2 separate regions of the Homo sapiens genome follow, and region 1 is linked to region 2. Evidence: read pairs that join two places in POLR2A ChIA-PET (ENCODE). Cell type or tissue: K562. All regions are shown on one strand. Each heading gives the region's core, and the rest is flanking DNA. Links, peaks and the distances in the headings are about the cores only. Region 1 overlaps SHC4 (SHC adaptor protein 4). Region 2 overlaps GALK2 (galactokinase 2).

Region 1 (10,388 bases), core at 907-8,906, 310 kb before region 2:
CTTTCCAGAAATGCAGTTATAACTAAAAGCTTTTGTCTCTGGGACTCTGAGCATTCATAACTGCCCAAGCTTTCACTCTGTGTAATTTGAACCTTAGCCTTGTGGCTTTGAACACATATATTAAACTTCTCACAAGGCAAATGGAAATCTCTTCTGGATTCCCCAGAGATCATTGTTTAAATTAATAAACTATATTCTCTCACACACACACCAATACACATACACATGCAACATTGTATTATAGTTTTTATATATATTATATTTCACAATAATATTTTCTATAGTTTCGATTCCCAAAGGAAGTGGGGAGAGGTCAGAGAGAGGAATGCAGACCCATTTTTGTTTTGTTTTGTTTTGTTTTGTTTTTGTTTTGAGACGGAGTCTCGCTCTGTCGCCCAGGCTGGAGTGCAGTGGCGCGATCTCAGCTCACTGCAAGCTCCGCTTCCCGGGTTCATGCCATTCTCCTGCCTCAGCCTCCCGAGTAGCTGGGACAACAGGCGCCCACCAACACGCCCGGTTAATTTTTTTGTATTTTTAGTAGAGATGGGGTTTCACCGTGTTAGCCAGGATGGTCTCGATCTCCTGACCTCGTTATCCGCCCGCCTCGGCCTCCTAAAGTGTTGGGACTACAGGCGTGAGCCACCGCGCCCGGCCATGCAGACCCATTTTTAAAACTACAGCTATGATATTTTGTAGTGCAGAGCGATGTTCTTCTAGAAAATACTTTTGAAAGATAAGCAGAATTCCCAAAGATTCTAGGCATTATTTTGCACTTATAATGTATGTTTTAGCTCAGATCATTTTTTCTATATAAATGAAACTCTTCTTCAAGGTATTATCTTGTCTGATTTTTGCATAATTATCTGCAACCAAAGGATAGAATGGATCTTTGGTTAGCATATATTCTCAGAATTTCATATTTATTGTTTCTCTAGGATTCTATCCTTTGTTCTCTGGAGTCAAATAGAAGGATAACACAGATAGTTGGGCCCTCTGGCTTGGTTGGTTGATTGACATTTTGAGTCATCTTAATGACTACTCAATAATTGATAAGACTCATATTATTAATCCAAATTGGCACTGATACTGCCGAAATAGCTAGTCCAGGCACCCCACTCTATTGACAGTATTTAATAAAGAGGTATTATAAGATAGGGCAGATCCTTTAATCCATGAGAGTGATTTGGATGTTTTGGTCTAAAAATACAAAAAATTAGCCAGGCATGGTGGCAGGCACCAGTAATCCCAGCTACTTGGGAGGCTGAGGCAGGAGAATCTCTTGAAGCCGAGAGGCAGAGGTTGCAGTGAGCTGAGATCACGCCATTGCACTCCAGCCTGGGCAAAAAGAGCAAAACTCCGTCTCAAAAAAAAAAAAAAAAAAGTTGACTATAAATGATATGAACTTAAAGTAAAAACAAAGGTGGATATTGATGCTGCCAAATATAATAACAACAATAATAAAAATATAACAATAATTATATGCCAAATATAGTAACTTTTTACTAGAAGTTGTTACTTTTATATAGCATCTTGTAATTTCACAAACTGTTTTCCCACACGTTTGTTTTCTTGATTCTCACACCAATTATCAATATCTTCTAACAAAAAGTAATGCAGTGAATTGAAGCTGAAGGGAATACTTTACAGCATGAATACCTCTCAAGGAGGTTTTGAAAGGATGAACCTTCCTGGCAGGGAGGGGATTGGAAATTCTAGACAGACAGAAGAACATAGGTGAAGACACCAAAACACAAAGTATCATGATATGAGGGGAATTACAGGTACTTTGATATTGCTGGAGCATAACATATGGTAGTAGAAGAGTGAATATTAACTAAGAAATAAGAGTCTAAAAACTGTTTCTGTGAAGTGCCAGACGGTAAATATTTCAGACTTTGCTCTTTTGCAAGTACTCAACTCTGCCATTGTAGCACAAAAAGCAGCCTTAGCCAATATGTAGACAAGTGAGCATGGCTGTGTTCCAATAAAACTTTATTTATAGAAACTGAAGGCTGGCCAGATTTGGCCCATGGGCCATAGTTTGTTGACCCCTGGATCCGATAATTCACACAAAAGGAGGGAGAAATCATTTGGCTTTTTAAGACGGGAAAATATTCACATTCATTATAATTTTAAAATTGAAAATTAAAACAACAAGATACTTCACTCATATTAAATTAGGAAAAAAGATACAAAACCCAGTGTTGGAAAAGATGGGAAATATTCTGCTTTAGGCATATTTATCCATTGCCAGGGGCCTTGGTTAGTATTAATACAATCTGAGAGTAATTTGGTAAAAGTTGACAAATGTCAAAATTTATCAGAGCACAGGTGGGGCGTGGTGGCACATACTTGTAGTCCCAGCTACTTGGAAGGATTGCTTGAGCCCAGGAGTTCAAGGCTGCAGTGCCACTGCACTCCCACCTGGGTGACAGAGCGAGGCCCTGCCTCTAAAAACAATTTGTTTAAATAACTTATTACAAACTTCGACAAGGTGGGGAGAAGCCTGTATTGGGATAGCATTGAGTATATAAGTAAAAGAAACACTTCAAGTAAGAAACCAACCCGAAGTCTTGTGATATAGAGATAAAACATATCAAAATAAATATTGCCACTCGGACTATAGAAATATGAAGAAGTCTATATAAATTAGTGTGAAAAAGTAGAACTTGCAACAGTATGTACACATTGGTAGCAGCTATACAAAATTAATCCTGTGTCAATAGTAATATAGAAAGAGCTTGTAAACTATGGCTTGGTTTTAGGTGCTTTTTTTGTGGTTTGCTATTTTGTTTCTGATTCTACCGATGTTTAGATATAAACAAGGTAAACAATGTTATGTTTTACTTTCATTGTGCACTTGATCGGATAAGTAATCCTTTAAAATATTGAAAATAATGCAGAGTAAGTTCCTTCAGCAGGAGTTTTGCTAGTGTGAGGCAAAGGTGTTGAGATGTGAAGGCACATCAAAGATGTCCCAATGGAGAGGTGACACCCATAGAGAGACGGGACAATGTTCCTGTTATGGATACTAACAGATGTTCTTTATTTCTCTCTCTGCTCCCATTCCAGCTTAGCTTTTAACCCCTCCATCTTTGTAGCCACTAAATCCAGATTTCCTTTTTCAGTTTTTTAAGTAGAGTTACCTGTTTCTATTCCCAAAAGTTTCATAAAGATAAAAAATCTTGAGCACGTTTAGTAAAGCCTTTTAGAATGGTGCACCTTGCAGTAGCAGGGAGCCCGAGTTTCAGTGAAAGAACAGCCTCTATTTATATTTATTTATTTAATTTTTTTGCTTTTGTAGAGATGGGGGTCTCACTCTGTTGCCAGGTTGGAGTGCAGTGGTGGGATCATAGCTCAATGCAGCCTCAACCTCCTTGGGTTCAAGCAGTCCTCCCACCTCAACCTCCCCTGTGGCTGGGACCACTACAACTGGCAAAAACCGCCACAATTAGCTAATTTTTTCTTTTCCTTTTTTATTTTTTGTAGAGACAGGGTCTCCCTATGTTGCCTGGGTTGGTCTTGAACTCCTGGGCTCAAGTGAGTCTCCCACCTCAGCCTCCCAAAGTGCTGGGATTAGAGGTGTGAGCCACAGCTCCTGGCCAGCCCCTATTTACTGAGCACTCTTTATGGTCAGGCCCAGAAGTGAGCACCTTATGTACATCATTTCATTGAGTCATAACAGTACCATTCCAAGGTATGGACTTTACCCTCATTTTACCAATGAGGATAATAAAGTTCAAATAATTTAAATAACTGTACAAATAACGCAATTGACAGTGAGAGAGACAGAATGCAAATCCAGTTCTGACTTCAAAACCCACAAGCACCGGGGAGGAACCATATTGCCAGATGGATAAAAAGGAGGGAGTCCTAGGCTCCAGAGACTAGGGAAAGTAGTATATTGACTGTCCTTCCCTTGTTCACTCCCCTAACATAGTGAGGCGCAGCTCTTTGGCCAATCGTTAATACCCGCGTGGCTGGTAAACTACCCAGGCAAAAGGACAAAGTGGTAGGGGCTGACTCTAGAAAAGGCTTACTCGGATGCCCCTGCCCTTCCCCAGCCCTCTGCTGTCTATGGCTGGCTGCCACCTCCTGGAAGAAACGAGCATCTGGAGCCAGGCTGTGCCCACCTGGGCAAACACATATGAGTGTGCACTCACACGCTCACTCAGAACTGTATATTTGAGGCATGTGAGGCTTTACAGAGCGCCCAAAATCTCTTGATATACAAAACTCTGCTCAAAAGAAAAAAAGGGGAAAACTTGTGCTTATGAACTTGCTTTAAAAAGTAATAATTAGCCAGGCACAGTGGCTCATGCCTGTAATCCCACCACTTAGGGAGGCCGAGGCAGGAGTATCCCTCAAGTCCAGGACTTCGAGACCAACTGGACAACATGGTGAGTCCTTGTGTCCACAAAAATATATATATTTTTAAATTGCCAGGCACAGCAGTGCACACCTGTGGCCACAGCTACCCAGGAGCCCGATGCAGGAGGATTGCTTGAGCCTAGGAGTTCAAGGCTGCAGTGAGTTAGGATCACATTACTGCACTCCAGTCTGGGCGACAGAGCAAGATCCTGTCTCAAAAAAAATAGTAGTTATTAATTTTTTGAATTGGAGACTCTAAGATGAGCCATGCCTCTCTCCAGTAAAAGACCTATTTGTACAAACTTTCCTTCTTTCTTTTTCTTTCTTTCTTTCTTCCTTTCTTTCTCTCTCTCTCCCTCCCTCCCTCCCTCTCTCTTTCTCTCTCTCTCCCTCCCTCTCCCTCTCTCTCTCTCTCTCTCCCTCCCTCTCCCTCTCTCTCTCTTTCTTTTCTTTCTTTTTTTTTTTTTGAGACGGAGTCTCACTCTGTCGGCCAGGCTGGAGTTCAATGGCATGATCTCAGCTCACTGCAACCTCCGCCTCTAGGGTTCAAGCGATTCTCCTGCCTCAGCCTCCCAAGTAGCTGGAATTACAGGTGCCTGCCACCATGCCCGGCTAATTTTTGTATTTTTAGTAGAGATGGGATTTCGCCACATTGGCCAGGCTGGTCTCAAACTCCTGACCTCAGGTGATCTGCCCGCCTGGCCTTTCAAAGTGCTGGGATTACAGACATGAGCCACCGCGCCCAGCCTGTACAAACTTTTCTATTCCATTTAAGAAGGTCCACTCCTCACCCCAAAGCTCCCCAAAACATTCTGTGGACCTCTTAGAAATTACAGATCCCAGGTTAAGAAATACTGCTTTAAATTAACCTCTCAAATTCTGCTGGCCTTGCTGATAGCAGCGTTAACAAATCTCCTGAAATCCCAGCAAGGACAGGCAGATAGATGCCTACATTTTGTTGCTTTTGTTCACAAAGATCTTTTCTTCCCCTGCTACTGGGACCAAGACATTAACTGTAACATTTTCAAGAACAAATAGTACTTTCAGTGCTTTTCTGGAGTCTCAGCCACACCCTTGGGCCAACTTTACAAATGCCGAGGAGAAAGAAAAAGAAAACAGAGTTGAGAGCGATTTCTCCTGGGGCTCAGGGGGTCCCCGCCATTCTTGCAGCCCAAGCAGCTGCGCTCCTGCAGAACCTTTTTGGAGCTGAGTGGCGGTGAGACTTTCTCCAGCTAGCAAACATTCAGCAAGTGTCTGCTCTTAGAGGAGCAGAAATTTTGGGGTTTCAGTGGCTAAAGATTTCCATCCTGGGAGCCTGTATTAGAAAGAAAGAGAAACGCCCCAGAGCACCAACAGTGGCCACTTTGTTTATTGTTTCGCCACATGAGAGAGAAGGGGAGAAGTGGGCTGATGTAAGAGAATGAGAATGCCGTGGAAGATTTGCTTTTAAGCATATAAAACCCTGCCTACGCCATAAGACCAAAAAAAGATATTTTGTCTGTCTTAACAGAGTCCAAACTAATCATCCAAACAAAGCCACCTTTCTTCATCAACTCCTGGCCACTACAACACTTAAGTTATAATTCTTCTGTGTTTTTAACCCTTAAACAGTTAAGCTCCTCTGGAAGCAATGTCGCCACACACACACACACACACACACACGCACACACTTTTTTTTTTTTTAAGTTTGGAAGGCAATATCACAATCCAAGACAAAGGGGAGCATTTAATGGGAGGAGAGGCTGCGCGGCAGATTTTTTCTGGTGAATGTCAAGATGCAGTTCTTCAGTAAATAGGAAAGCCAGAAAATGTGCAACATGAAACCAGGCAAAGGGGCCCAGCTGGAATGATTAAAGGCAATGATCCCCACATCCCCCACCTTCTGACACACACACACACACACACACACACACATCTATAGTCACATATGCAGTGAAGGAGTAGTTCCAGTTTTGTCCCTGCAAATAGGAATGAGAATAAAATTTTAATCACAGCAAGAGCCTTTCCAAAATAAAAAGTCAACGATACTCAGCCAAAACAAATTCACCTGCGTTTCCCAAAGGTCTTTCTTTCACTTTGCATCTCCAACGTAAGTCCTTAAAGAAATCAGTTAACAAAGTCTAAGGGACATGTTGCACCCTAAATGTCTTGGATTGCCTTCTTATTATGAATGAAGAGACTGAGTAATTCAGACTGCACATCCATGTGGTATCATGCTGTTCTCATTGTTCTAGGGAAACCAGTACCATCTTTTTTTAAATCTTTGCCTCCAGGACAGCAAGGCTCAGTGATCTATGTGTTCAATTTTGTCCAGCTTAGTGAAATTAAAGACATCCAAGAATTTGTGAAAGCCCTCAGACAGGACACTTTAGAACAGGAACCTGCCTCTGTGGCGATAAGCACACAATGAACGCAGTCAGTGCCCACAGACCAGTTGAAAATGGAAAGCCTCAGACTTGCTTTGTGCTATTATCAAGGGGCATCACCCGTGTACTCTAGGAGGGTGAACTCAGCCTCATAAAATACATCCTTTCACTTTAGAAACAGGCACCTCGGGTCCCAGGATGGTCAAATAAAACCTTTGAGTACTGCCCACAGCATTTATCCCCACACTGACTTAGTGTCCCACTCTGTTCACCTGAATTGTACTTAAAGTCTGTTTCTAAAGTACATTTGCTAGCCAACCCAGCTCAGCAACCATAGGAAATGGGTTTGTCTGTCTACTTCGTGATTCTGCCCTTTGGCTCTGATGCAAATGTGAACCCATTAATCACACTGGAATGAAGTGAAGGACCCTCTTGTCTGGAGTATCACATCTCCCCTATAACTCTCACTAGTTAACGGACATTAAGTGCTGGTTTTTTCCTGTCCCCACAGAGATTTCCTGTAATACAATCATGTATCTCAAAATTCAAACACCTACACCCACAAACTGATGGCTTATAGGCTTTATAAGTGGTTAAAGAAATGACAATAAGAAATAGAGTTGGTTTCATATAAAATACATGGGAATTTATAAATTCAAAAGATTGTTCTCCTTTAGGGTAAACTGGGCTTCTTTAAAACAACTTTGTTTTTGACAAAATATTCAAAATATTATGAAGGTGTGTCTTTTGGAGTTAAAGAGTGCACTGATGCATAATGTGGTCACTTAAAAGCCAAAGCTCATTTAGAAAAAAAAAAAAAAAAAACCGAAAACAGGTCTTACTTAGTCACCCACTTTATTCACTCAAGCTCACTCTAAGCAATGTATATCTACTTCCAAAAATTCTTCAGAGAATACTTGGAATTTTAAAGATATTTAAAACAGTTTGGCCAGGTGTGGTGGCTCACACCTGTAATCTTTGTACTTTGGGAGGCCAAGGTAGGCGGATCACTTGAGGTCAAGAGTTTGAGACCAGCCTGGCCAACATCGTGAAACCCCATCTCTAGTAAAAATACAAAAATTAGCTGGGCATGGTGGTGCACATCTGTAATCCCAGCTATTAGGGAGGCTGAGGCAGGAGAATTGCTTGAACCGGGAGGTGGAGGTTGCAGTGAGCCAAGATTGTGCCATTGCACTACAACCTGGGTGACAGAGCAACCCTCCGTCTCAATAAATAAATAAATGAATAAATAAATAAACAAACAGTAAAACAGTTTGTCATACAGGTGTCTATATTACTGAGCAAGACAGCAATTGGTGTAATGAATATATTACTTCTACCACTGTTTTTTTTTTTAAATAACTCTGGTTCTTTTAAAGGCTATTTGGCAAATATGTTGTAAATTTTTTTGGGAATTCCATTTTTTTAAATGTGTGTGCACCTCTGGAAGGAACGAACAACTGGCCTACCAAGTTAATCCACCTTGACAAATAATAGTAGGACAACTTCAGCTTGCACATCCACAGAGAGTACACCATTTAGGTAAGTGGTGATCAAACTGTAAAGTTCTTAAGAATCAACTGGGTGCTGGTTAAAATACAGATTTCTAGGACTGTTCCTAGAGGTTTTGATTCTGAGGTGAGGCCTAGGAATCTACAGCTTAACAAACCTTCCAAGTGATTCTGACACAGAGTTCATGAACCACACAGCTGATTAAACCTACTTGGACTCGTTGCATTGAGTAACAGGTTCTGTGCTCTATAGCTTAGACCAGATGGTTGTGTTAGTGCGTGTTAAGGAATGAGGTCACCTCTTCCTAGAGGCTAGGCTAGGGAAGGTTACACTGTCTATACGTTTGATGATATTCCGTTCTGGGGAATTTTGTTTTCAATGTAGTCACTCTATATTCTGGGATAGATATTTGGTATAATCCTCTCTTCTCCTCTCTGCCTCCCCCATTCTCATCTCCTAAAGAAGAAGGGCTTTATGGCTGGGCGCAGTGGCTCACACCTGTAATCCCAGCACTTTGGAAGGGCTAGGTGGGAGGATGACCTGAGGTCAGGAGTTCAAGACCAGCCTGGCCAACATAGTGAAACCCCATCTCTACTAAAAATACAAAAGTAGCCGGAAGTGGTGGTGGGCACCTGTAGTCCTAGCTACTTGGGAGGCTGAGGCAGGAGAATCTCTTGAACCTGGGAGGTGGAGGTTGCAGTAAGCTGAGATCGTGCTACTGCACTCCTGCCTGGGCTACAGAGTGAGATTCCAACTCAAAAAAAAAAAAAGAAAAAAAGAAGAAGAAGAAGGGCTTTTACCAGAGGGCACATGGAGGTCCTGAACATCTTTGCTTACATCACCCTTTGCACACACAAGCAGTGAGAGAGTGGCCTGCATTCTCTCTCTTATCTGGAGGCAGCAAGGTCATCCTGGAGGCAGCAAGATCTAATCTATTTGCCCCTAAAATGCATTCAACACTCTAGGCAGTGGTTCTCAGCCTTGGCTGCACATTGGACTACACCACCAAGAATTTTACGAAGTTCTGAAGACTGGGTCTCAGCTCCAGAGATTCTGAATTAATTGGTGCCGGACAGGGCTTGGGGGTCAGAAGTTTTAAGATCTCTTCCAAATGCTTCCAACAAGGCTAAGGTTGAGAATCACTCTAGCAGCAGTTGGCAAACTTTTTCTGAAAAGGGCCAGGTAGGAAATATTTTAGCCTTTGCAGGTTATATAGTTTCTGTTACAGCTACTCAATTCTGCTGTTGTAGCTAGAAAAACAGCCATAGGCAATCCATAAACAAATGGATGTGCTTGTGTGCCAGTAACACTTATGGACACTGAAATTTGAATTCCATATGATTTTCATGTGTCACAAAATATTCTTTTGGGGTGTTTTTTCCAACCATTTAAAAATTGTCAAAACCATTCTTGGCTGACAAGGTGGCAAAATCGAAATCAGGTAGCAGGTGGGATTTGGCCTGCAGGCTGTTGTTCTCTGACTCTTGCTCTAAAGCAAACCGGAAACAAATGTAAGAGGCTTTGGGGTCGTGGTCAGTTATTAGCTTGTGCATGGTGCAAAGCTTATTAGAGTGTAATCTTTTGCAAGGATTGTTTATACATATTTTGAACTTTGTCTTGTTCGGTTTCTTGGTACAGGAAGTTGGGTATTATAAGAAAGGGGTCTTTCCCTATGTCAGTATAAGAATTATGGGACTCCCTTTACGCTGTAAATTATTGTTTTTCCATTCTTTTATTCTAACAGCACTCAGTAGAGGCAGATGGAAACAAATTATTTTTTCCTTTTAATTATCATCTAACCTTCATTAAGTGATACTATGTACATGAAACAGTGCAAAGTGTTTGGGCAAGCAATACAGAAATAAACAAAAGTGCAAAATTATAGTAACTGTTAAAATTTGATGGCTTTATCTATAACTCTACTTTCTAATGATAATAGAAAGTGAGGAAAAGCTAGTCAGGTAGACTCTGCAGTTAGCCAGAGTTCAAAATCTAGCTGTCTCTTACAATCTCTGTCACCCTGAACAAGTTTTTAAAGCTCTCTATGTCTCAATTCCTTAAATATAAAAAGTAAGAATAATAATAGTGCTTTGAACAGTACCTCAGTAAATGCTAGCCATTATTATTGCTTTATCCTTA
Region 2 (10,388 bases), core at 693-8,692:
TTTTATTTATGAAAGTTTGTGTTAAATACTTAAATGTGGAATTTTCCACTTATAACGTCATGTCTGTGCTTAAAAAGCTTCAAATTTTGGAATGATTTGGATTTTGAAATTTTGAATTAGGAATGCTCAACCTGTAATTATATACTATGGTACATTTTATGTTTTTCTTTATCTACCAGATATTTTTCTTTTCTCCTTTAGTTTTGAAATTTCTGTGGTATTTAAGAAGATTTATATTTTTGTTTTATTGGTTACCTTTGTACTTATATTTTAAAACACCCTTAGAAAATAGGGGAATATTTTCTTATTTAACTTCTACTATCTGCTTTGTCAGTTTTTTTTTCCCAGTGGTGGCTGTTGAAAAGCACTAATATTTTATGTCATTCTATCTCAAATCCAGACAAATAACCTCAGTTGTTTCAACAAACTTCTCTATAAAATAGAAGAAGCTGGGCAGAGAGCAGCAAGATTTATCAACAGCATCATTAAAATTACCCAGTGCACTAACATTACTAACTATCCTGACACAAGCTAAACACTTAATTACCTACCATCTCTCATTGCTTGTGATGTATTCTTTTTTGTTGTTGTTGTTGAGATGGAGTTTTGCTCTTGTTGCCCAGGCTGGAGTGCAATGGCGCGGCCTCTGCTCACTGCAACCTCCACCTGGGCCTGTAATCCCAGCTTGTGATGTATTCTTATTCACCTGCACAGACTGGAAATGATATTGAACCCAGGAACTAAGATACAATCATAACTACCATTTATTAAACACATACTTCATGCCAGTGCTGGGCTGGACACTGTTCCAAATGACCTTATTAATCTTCCCAACAAATCTATGGGATACATGTTTCTATCCTATTTAAAGGAGAATGAGATTAATGAATTTCATCATGTGTAGAGAACAGTTTTAAGCCCAGGTCTACCTGACTGCACAGGCCCTGTTCTTTGTTTTTGTTTGTTTGTTTAATAATATCCTTGTATATGCCTGTACTATAACTTAAAAAAAATCATTGCTTTGTCAGTTTTTTTGGTATCTTTTAACTTTTACCTCTTGCCTATTTAGTAATCAATGAGCTTATTCTACTTTCCTCTTTTTCTTTCCTACACTTCACCTTTTTTTAATAGGTGGACTTTTTCTTTCTAGTAGTAGTTTTAGATTAATCTTAGTTTTGGTGGCTCCCTTCTTTTCTCTTTATTTTACTCAATTTTCCCTTCCTCCCCCTCTTCCCCTCCCCTCTCCCTCCCTCCCTCCCTCCCTCCCTTCCTTCCTTCCTCTTTCATTCTTTCCTTTTTTTCCAAAGACAAGGTCTCATGTTGCCCAGGCTAGAGTGCAGTGGCTACTCGCAGGCAGGATCTTGCCGTTGATCAGTGCGGCAGTTTTGACCTGCTCCATTTCCCTCCTAGGTTGGTTTACTTCTCCTTAGGCAACGTGATAATCCCTTGGCCCCCACAGGTCACCTTATTGAAGCCCAACTTAGTGCAGACACCTGGACAGCGTAGCGCACCACAGCCCAGAACTTCTAGGCTCAAGCGATCCTTCTGCCTTAGCCTCCAGAGTAGCTGGAACTACAGGCACACCCAGGGCGTCCGGCTTTTTTGCTTAATTTTTGTTTCACTATGTTTTGTAGTTCACTAATGTTTTGTAGTTCACTATGGTCTTCTTTTCTCCCTTCTTCTTTTTTCCCCCTATTATAGATAACTTAAAGTTTGGCATTTCGTCTTCTAGTTATACTGAAGACAAAGTTTTTGTATACTTTTATTTGTTCTTGTTTTGTTTTTTGAGGATGTATAGAGAAAGATTTAGGCAGCCGCATCTACCAGGTAGTCCAGTAGATGTATTTTGAGTGATATGCTAGCGATATCAGTTATTGTCTCCCTGCTGCAATCTTTTGTTCTCATCCACAGCCTCTGCTGAAGGAGTAAACACAAGTGACCATATTTGTAACTAAAACAAGTGACCTTATTTTTACTAAATGACCTCACCCTTTGGCCACAGATGAATTTATCTTTCCTGTATGGATACAGGACCTAAACTCTGCCAAGCTGATTATATCTTTTGAGAATTTGAACGAAAGGACACAGAAACGTAATCAGTTAGTATAGGATGCTGGAGCTGTTAAGTCTTGTAGAGTCAAGGCCACAGTGTCATGAAAACTGAAGGTATGGAGGAGCAGAAACTAAGAGGTTCACAGAAGTAGGTGGAATGCAGAGTACTCAGCAGAGAGAAGTTTATAATGGTGTCTTTGGAGCAACAAGAGAATGAGGCAGGAAGAGAGCCAAAGAAACTGGTATAAACAGTTTCTGATGACTATTCAATTCCCAAGAGACGAGCTTGAATAACTTCCAACAATATTCAACATATTTTTCTATTATTTTATTACATTTTCTTGAGGTTTTTTGGGTGTGGGTCTCTGTTTCTTAATTAATTAATTTCCTGAATATATTAGGCTTTAATAAATGTTTATCATCCTGGTGTTATTACCCAGATACAATATGATGTGGGACTACAAATAATGAGGGCTATTCACAGAATTGACTTGAGATAATTTGAGAGTATCAAGTTATTAAATATATTACAAGAATTTTGGATCTGGAAGGGACCTATGAGGAATATCTAGTTCAAATTCTCAAATTTTAGGGAAGAGAGGCCAAGAGAAAATGATTTGCCGAACTTTGACATTGAATTAGAGGTCTCATTAGAATTAGAACTGTGGTTTCCTGATACCCAGTCTAGTTTTCATTTGACTACATGTTCTGAGTTAGACAGTATAACCCCCCAAATTCATATCTACTTGAAACTGCAGAATATGACCTTATTTGGACTAGCATCTTTGCAAATGTAATGAATTAAGATGAGGTCGTACTCAATTAGAGTGGATGGACTTTAATCCAATATGACTGGTGTCCTTACAAGAAGGAAAAACAGACAGAATGCCATGTGATGACACGGCAGAGATTAGAGTAATAAAGCTGTAAGCCAAAGAACACCAAGGATTGACGGCTGCTACCAGAAGGTAGAAAGAGGCAGGGAAGAAATGATTCTCCTCTACAGCTTTCAGAGGTACTACTGACCTCTGGTTTTAGACTTCTGGCTGCAGAATTGTGATTATAAATCTCTGTTGTGTTAAGCCATCCAGTTTATAGTTCTTCGTTATGACAGCCTTAGGAAACCAAATATACTACCGCATGGTACACTTTTAATGTAAAGAGATTCTTCCCTGAATGTCACCAAAAAAGTATACAGAAACTACATTCTTCAAAAGGGAAGAAAATAGCTTTTTCTGTTGGGTATATCAATCTTAACTTTTAAATTCTTCAGTGTGCTTAGCTATACTTTTGTGCCATTTAGAGATTACAGTATTGTTCATCTTGGGATTTTCAAGGAAGTATGTCACTAGGAAATTTTGCTTTTATTCTTTTAAGGAATAATTAATGGTGGCAGGCATATGGAGTGTGTGTGTGTGTGTGTGTGTGTGTGTGTGTGTATGTATGTGTGTGTATGTTATGTTACGGATTTTCTGTTATATGATATTCTGAAATATTGTACTTTTATTTTCAGGTTACTGAAGCTAAAGGAGATGTTTAACTCCAAGTTTGGATCTATTCCCAAGTTTTATGTTCGAGCACCAGGAAGAGTCAACATAATAGGTATTTCAAAAGTTCCTTCTCTTAATTTTTTTCTTCATCCTTTGATAAGATCTAAATTTTTAAAAATATATTTCTTTCTTAATTTTTCCCAAAATAGAATATTTCACATGTATCTACTAATAGTAAGATGTGCCTTTGCATAAGGAACACACTTTACTTTTATCTTTCCCAATCCATGTTATTAGTATTGTTCATTTGTTTTTTAAATGTATTAATTTGTTGAAACCAAGTTGTTAATATTGTTTTCATAAAAAATGAAAATATTTTTCTAGGCCACAGGTTAAAATTTTAGACTGTGGTAAGTAGTTTTGATGGTTTTATATTTACTCACTGGGTTAGAGGAGCACAGGGAAACCTTAAAATTCCTTGCTACTAAAAGTGTGGTCCAGAATTTGCAGCCCTTCTAGATGAATTTATCTTTCCTTTTGTTTATCCTGTGAAGTACTTTGAATTTTACTACCTTTTAGTGGTAAATAACACAACCTTTCAACATTTTGTTTACTATCATTTTATCAATGTCCCTATATATAATAATTGACATAGTTGTACTTAGACTACATACCATTTGTATCTTTTTTTCATTTAATATATCATAAATATTTCCATGTATCTATTTCCATTTTCTGCTGGTATAACAGAATTCCACAGATGGGGTAATTTATCAACAATAGAAGTTTATTTGGCTTGTGATTCTGGAGGCAGAGAAGTTCAATATCATGGTACTCACATCTGGTGATGGCCTTCTTATTGTGTTATTCTCTTTTTTTTCTGAGATGGAGTTTTGCTCTTATTGCCCAGGCTGGTGTGCAATGGTGCAGTCTCGGCTCACTGCAACCTCTGCCTCCCGGGTTCAAGTGATTCTCCTGCCTCAGCCTCCCGAGTAGCTGGGATTACAGGCATGTGCCACCATGCCTGGCTAATTTTTTGTATTTTTAGTAGAGACAGGGTTTCTCCATGTTGGTCAGGCTGGTCTCGAACTCCCAATCTCAGGTGATCCACCTGCCTTGGCCTCCCAAAGTGCTGAGATTACAGGCGTGAGCCTCCACACCTGGCCTCTTGTGTCTGTTAACTGACCTCTCCCTACCTGCCCTTCCTGCCCTCACTACATGTTATCCTTCCCAGCCTCTAGTAACCATTAATTTATCCTCTATTTTTATGAGATCAACTCTTTTAGCCTCCATATATGAGTGAGAACATGAGGTATGTATCTTTCTGTGCCTGACTTATTTCACTTAACATAATGTCCTCTAAGCTCATCCATGTTGCTGTGAATAACAGGATTTCACTCTTTTAGGTGGCTGAATAGTATTCCATTGCACACATACACCACATTTTAAAAATCCATTCATCTGTGAATGGACATTTATGTTGATTCTGTATCTTGACTATTGTGAATAGTTTTGCAATAAACAAGAGAGCCACATATCTCTTTGACATACTGATGTCCTTTTCTTTGGATATATACCTAGTAATGGGATTGCTGGATCATATGGTGGTTCTATTTTTAGTTTTTTGAGGAGCCTTCATACTGTTTTCCATATGGCTATACTAATTTACTTTCCCACCAACAGTGTAGAAGAATTCTTATTTCTCTGCATTCTCTCTAACACTTATTATTTTTTGTCTTTTTGATAATAGTCATCCTAACTGAAGTGAGATAATATCTCCTGGTGGTTTTGATTTGCATTTTCCTGATTATTAGTGATGTTGAGCATTTGTCTATGATTGTAAGTCATTTGTATGTCTTCTTTTTAGAAATGTCTATTTAGATCATTTGCCAATTTTTATTTTATTTTATTTTATTAATTTATTTATTTTGAGACAGAGTCTCTCTCTGTTGCCCAGGCTGGAGTGCAGTGGCACGATCTGGGCTCACTGCAACCTCCACCTCCTGGGTTCGAGCAATTCTCCTGCCTCGGCCTCCCGAGTAGCTGGGACTACAGGCACGTGCCACCATGCCCAGGTAATTTTTGTATTGTTAGTAGAGATGGGGTTTCACCATGTTGGCCAGGATGGTCTTGAACTCCTGACCTCAGATGATCTGCCCACCTTGGCCTCCCAAAGTGCTGGGATTACAGGTGTGAGCCACCACACCGAGACCATTTGCCAATTTTTTAATTGGAATATTTGTTTTACTACTGTTGAGTTAAGTTTTTTATATATTCTGGAGATTAATTCCTTGTTCGGTGAATAGTTTACAAATATTTTATCCCTTTCAACAGGTTGTCTCTTCACTCTATTGGAAGGTTTCCTTTGCTGTGCAGAAGCTTTTTAGTTTGATATAATTTCATTTGTCTATTTTTGTTTCTTTGCCTGTGCTTTTATAGTCTTATTCATAAAATCTTTGCCTAGACCAATGTCTTGAAGTGTTTCCTTTATGTTTTCTTCTAGTAGTTTCATAGTTTCAGTTCTGATGTTTAAGTCTTTAATCCATTTTAAATTCATTTTTATAAATGGTGAGATATTGGGGCCTATTTTTATTCTTTTGCATATGGATATCTAGTTTTTCCATCACCATTTATTAAACAGATTGTCCTTTTCCCTATGAATGAAAGTAACTTTGTTGAAAATCATTTGGCCTTGGCCAGGCATGGTGGCTCACACTTGCAATCCCAGCACTTTAGGAAGCCGAGGAGGGTGGATCACTTGAGGTCAGGAGTTTGAAAGCAGCCTGGCCAACATCATGAAACCTCGTCTCTGCTAAAAATACAAAAATTAGCTGGGTGTGGTGGCACACACCTGTAATCCCAGCTACGCAGGGGGCTGAGGCACGAGAATCTCTTGAATCTGGGAGGCGGAGGCTGCAGTGAGCCGAGATCAAACCACTACTGCACTCCAGCAGGATTCTGTCTCAAAAAAAAAAAAAAAAAGAAAATCAGTTGGCTGTAAATACATGGATTTAGCTCTGGGTTCTCTATTCTGTTCTATTGGTCTGTATGTCTGTTTTTACGCCAAAACCATAGTATTACTGTAGCTTTGTAGTATATTTGAAGTCAGATAGTGTGATGCCTCCAGCTTTTCTTTTCTTCTTCTTCTTCTTCTTTTATTTTTTTTTTTGGCTCAGGATTGCTTTGGTTTTTTGGGGTCTTTTGTGATTCCATACAAATTTTAGAATTAATTTCTGTGAAGAATGTCATTGGTATCATACGAGGAATTGCATTGAATCTGTAGTAGTATGGTCATTTTAACAATATTAATTCTTCCAGTCCAAGAATGTGGGATGTCTTCCCACTTTTTTGTATCCTCTTCAATTTCTTTCATCAGTGTTTTATTGTTTTCATTGTACAGGTCTTTTATCACCTTGGTTAAATTTATTCCTAGATATTCATTTTTTTTAGCTATTTCAAATGGGATTGCTTGCTTGATTTCTTTTTCAGGTAGTCTGTTATTGGTGTATAGAAACACTAGTGATTTTAAAAATTTTTTCAAAGTACTTTTATTTATTATTTTAAAATCTTATTTTTCCATAAGTTATTGGGGTACAGGTGGTATTTGGTTACATGAATACATTTTTTAGTGGTGATTTGTGAGATTTTGGTGTACCCATCACCCAAGCAGCATACACTGCACTGTATTTGTAGTCTTCTATCCCGCGCTCCCCTCCCACTCTTCCTCACAAGTCCCCGATGTCCATTACCTAATTCTTATGCTTTTGCATCCTCATAGCTTAGCCCCCACATATCAGTGAGAACATACAATGTTTGGTTTTCCATTTCTGAGTTATTTAACTTAGAATAATAGTCTCCAGTCTCATCCAGGTCACTGCAAATACTGTTAATTCATTCCTTTTTATGGCTGCATAGTATTCCATTGTATATATACCACAGTTTCTTTATCTACTTGTTGATTGATGGGCATTTGGGTTGGTTCCGCGATTGGGTTGGTTCCATAATACCAATGACATATAGTGGCAATTGTGAATTGTGCCACTATAAACATGCGCGTGCACATATCTTTTTCAAATAATGACTTCTTTTCCTCTGAGTAGATACCCATTAGTGGGATTGCTGGATCAAATGGTAGTTCTACTTTTAGTTCTTTAAGGAATCTCCACACTGTTTTCCATAGCAGCTGTACTACTTTACATTCCCAACAGCAGTGTAGAAGTGTTCCCTGTTCACCACATCCACACCAACATCTACTCTTTTTTGATTTTTAGATTATGGCCATTCTTGCAGGAGTGAGGTGGTATCACATTGTGGTTTTGATTTGCATTTCCCTGATCATTAGTGATGTTGAGCATTTTTCCATATGTTTGTTGGCCATTTCTATATCTTCCTTTGAGAATTGTCTATTCGTGTCCTTAGCCCACTCTTTGAATGGGATGGTTTGTTTTTTTCTTACTGATTTGTTTGAGTTCATTGTAGATTCTGGACATTAGTCCTTTGTCAGATGTATAGACTGTGAAGATTTTCTCCAACTCTGTAGGTTGTCTTTTTACTCTGCTGACTGTTCCTTTTGCCATGCAAAAGCTCTTTAGTTTAATTAGGTCCCAGCTGTTTATCTTTGCTTTTATTGCATTTGCTTTTGGGTTCTTGGTCATGAAATCCTTGCCTAAGCCAATGTCTAGAAGGGTTTATCCAATGTTATCTGCTAGAATTTTTTTAGTTTCATATCTTAGGTTTAAGTCCTTAATCCATTTTGAGTTGATTTTTGTGTAAGGTGAGAGATGGGGATCCAGTTTCATTCTCCCACATGTGGCTAGCCAGTTATCCCCGCACAATTTGTTGAAAAGGGTGTCCTTTCCCTACTTTTTGATTTTGTTTGCTTTGTTGAAGATCAGTTGGCTATAAGTATTTGGGTTTATTTGTGCGTTCTCTATTTTGTTCCATTGGTCTACGTGCCTATTTTTATACTAGTACCACGCTGTTTTGGTTGACTATGGCCTAATGGTATAGTTTGAAATCAGGTAGTGTGGTGCCTCCAGATTTGTTTCTTTTTGCTTAGTCTTGTTTTTGCTATGCAGGCTCTTTTTTGGTTCCATATGAATTTTTATTTATTTATTTATTATTATTATACTTTTTTTAGGGTACATGTGCACAATGTGCAGGTTAGTTACATATGTATGGTTCCATATGAATTTTATAATTGTTTTTTCTAAGTCTGTGAAGAATGATGGTGGTATTTTGATGGGGACTGCATTGAATTTGTAGATTGCTTTTGGCAGTATGGTCATTTTCACAATATTGATTCTACCCATCCATGAGCATGGGATGTGTTTCCATTTGTTTGTGTTGTCTATGATTTCTTTCAGCAGTGTTTCGTAGTTTTCCTTGTAGAGGTCTTTTGACTCCTTTGTTAGGTATATTCCTGAGTATTTTATTTTATTTTTTATTTATTTATTTTTTGCAGCTATTGTAAAAGGGGTTGAGTTCTTCATTTGATTCTCTGGTCGCTGTTGGTATATAGAAGAGCTATATTTGTGTACATTAATCTTGTATCTGGAAACTTTGCTGAATTCTTTTATCAGTTCCAGGAGCTTTCTGAAGGAGTCCATAGGGTTTTCAAGGTAAACGATCGTATCATCAGCAAACAGTGACAATTTGAGTTCCTCTTTACCAATTTGAATGCCCTATATTTCTTTCTCTTGTCTGATTGCTCTGGCTAGGACCTCCAGTACCATGTTGAAAAGGAGTGGTGAGAGTGGGCATCTTAGTCTTGTCCCAGTTCTCAGAGGGAATGCTTTCAACTTTACCTCATTCAATATTATGTTGGCTGTGGGTCTGTCATAGATGGCTTTTATTACATTGAGGTATGTCCCTTTTATGTCAATTTTGCTGAGAGTCTTAATCATAAAGCTTGCTGGATTTTGTCGAATGCTTTTTCTGCATCTATTGAGATGATCATGTGATTTTTGTTTTCTATTCTGTTTATGTGGTGTATCACATTTATAGACTTGCCTATGTTAAACCATCCCTGCATCCCTGGTGTGAAACCCACTTGATCATGGTAGATTAACTTTTTGATATATTGTTGGATTTGGTTAGCTGGGATTTTGTTAAGGATTTTAGCATCTATGTTCATCAAGGATATTGAACTGTAGTTTTCTTTCTTGGTTATGTCCTTTCCTGGTTTTGATATTAGGGTGATGCTGGCTTCATAAAATGAATTCGTAAAATGAATTCGGAAAGGTTCCTTCTTTCTCTATCTTGTGGAATACTGTGAAAAGGATTGGTTTCAATTCTTCTTTGAATGTCTGATAGAGTTCTGCTGTGAATCTGTCTGGTCCTGTACTTTTTTTTTGTTGGTAATTTTTAAATTACCATTTAAATCTCACTGCTTGTGATTGGTCTGTTCAGGGTATCTAATTCTTCCTGATTTAAGCTAGGAGGGTTGTATTTTTCCAGGAATTTATCCATCTATTCTAGGTTTTCTAGTTTACTCATGTAAAGGTGTTCATAGTCGCCTTGAATGATCTTTTGTATTTCAGTGGTATCAATTGTAATATCTCCTCTTTTGTTTCTTAGTGAGGTTATTTGGATTTTCTCTCTTCTTTTCTTGGGTTAATCTTGCTAATGGTCTATCAATTTTCTTTTCTTTTTTTGAGACGGAGTCTCGCTTTTGTCACCCAGGCTGGAGTGCAGTGGTGTGATCTCAGCTCACTGCAATGTCCACCACCCAGGTTCAAGCTTCTCCTGCCTCAGCCTGAGTAGCTAGGATTACAGGCACCCACCACCATGCCCAGCTAATTTTTGTACTTTTAGTAGAGACGAGATTTCACCATGTTGGTCAGG

Evidence for each region. ChIA-PET counts read pairs that join two places held together with the same protein. Peaks named below come from ENCODE experiments on the same cell type or tissue, not always from the same donor. Only the 100,000 strongest peaks of a DNase experiment are listed, where the experiment ranks them.
Region 1: POLR2A ChIA-PET joins it to region 2 with 5 read pairs; 2 of 35 experiments call an interaction of 5 or more read pairs at or near these places.

The regions. Positions count from the first base shown.
Region 1 is chr15:48,891,501-48,901,888 of GRCh38, forward strand. The region is part of intron 2 of SHC4 (SHC adaptor protein 4); the gene reads right to left. Among named protein-coding and RNA genes, the nearest start is that of EID1, 19 kb to the left of the region's middle. In K562, for the core only: no CTCF peak of the experiment used is centred there; a DNase peak (open chromatin) is centred at 5,661.
Region 2 is chr15:49,197,597-49,207,984 of GRCh38, forward strand. GALK2 (galactokinase 2) reads left to right here. Exons shown (of 10, transcript NM_002044.4): 2 at 3,566-3,654. It also overlaps the pseudogene RN7SL307P. Among named protein-coding and RNA genes, the nearest start is that of GALK2, 33 kb to the left of the region's middle. In K562, for the core only: no CTCF peak of the experiment used is centred there; no DNase peak of the experiment used is centred there.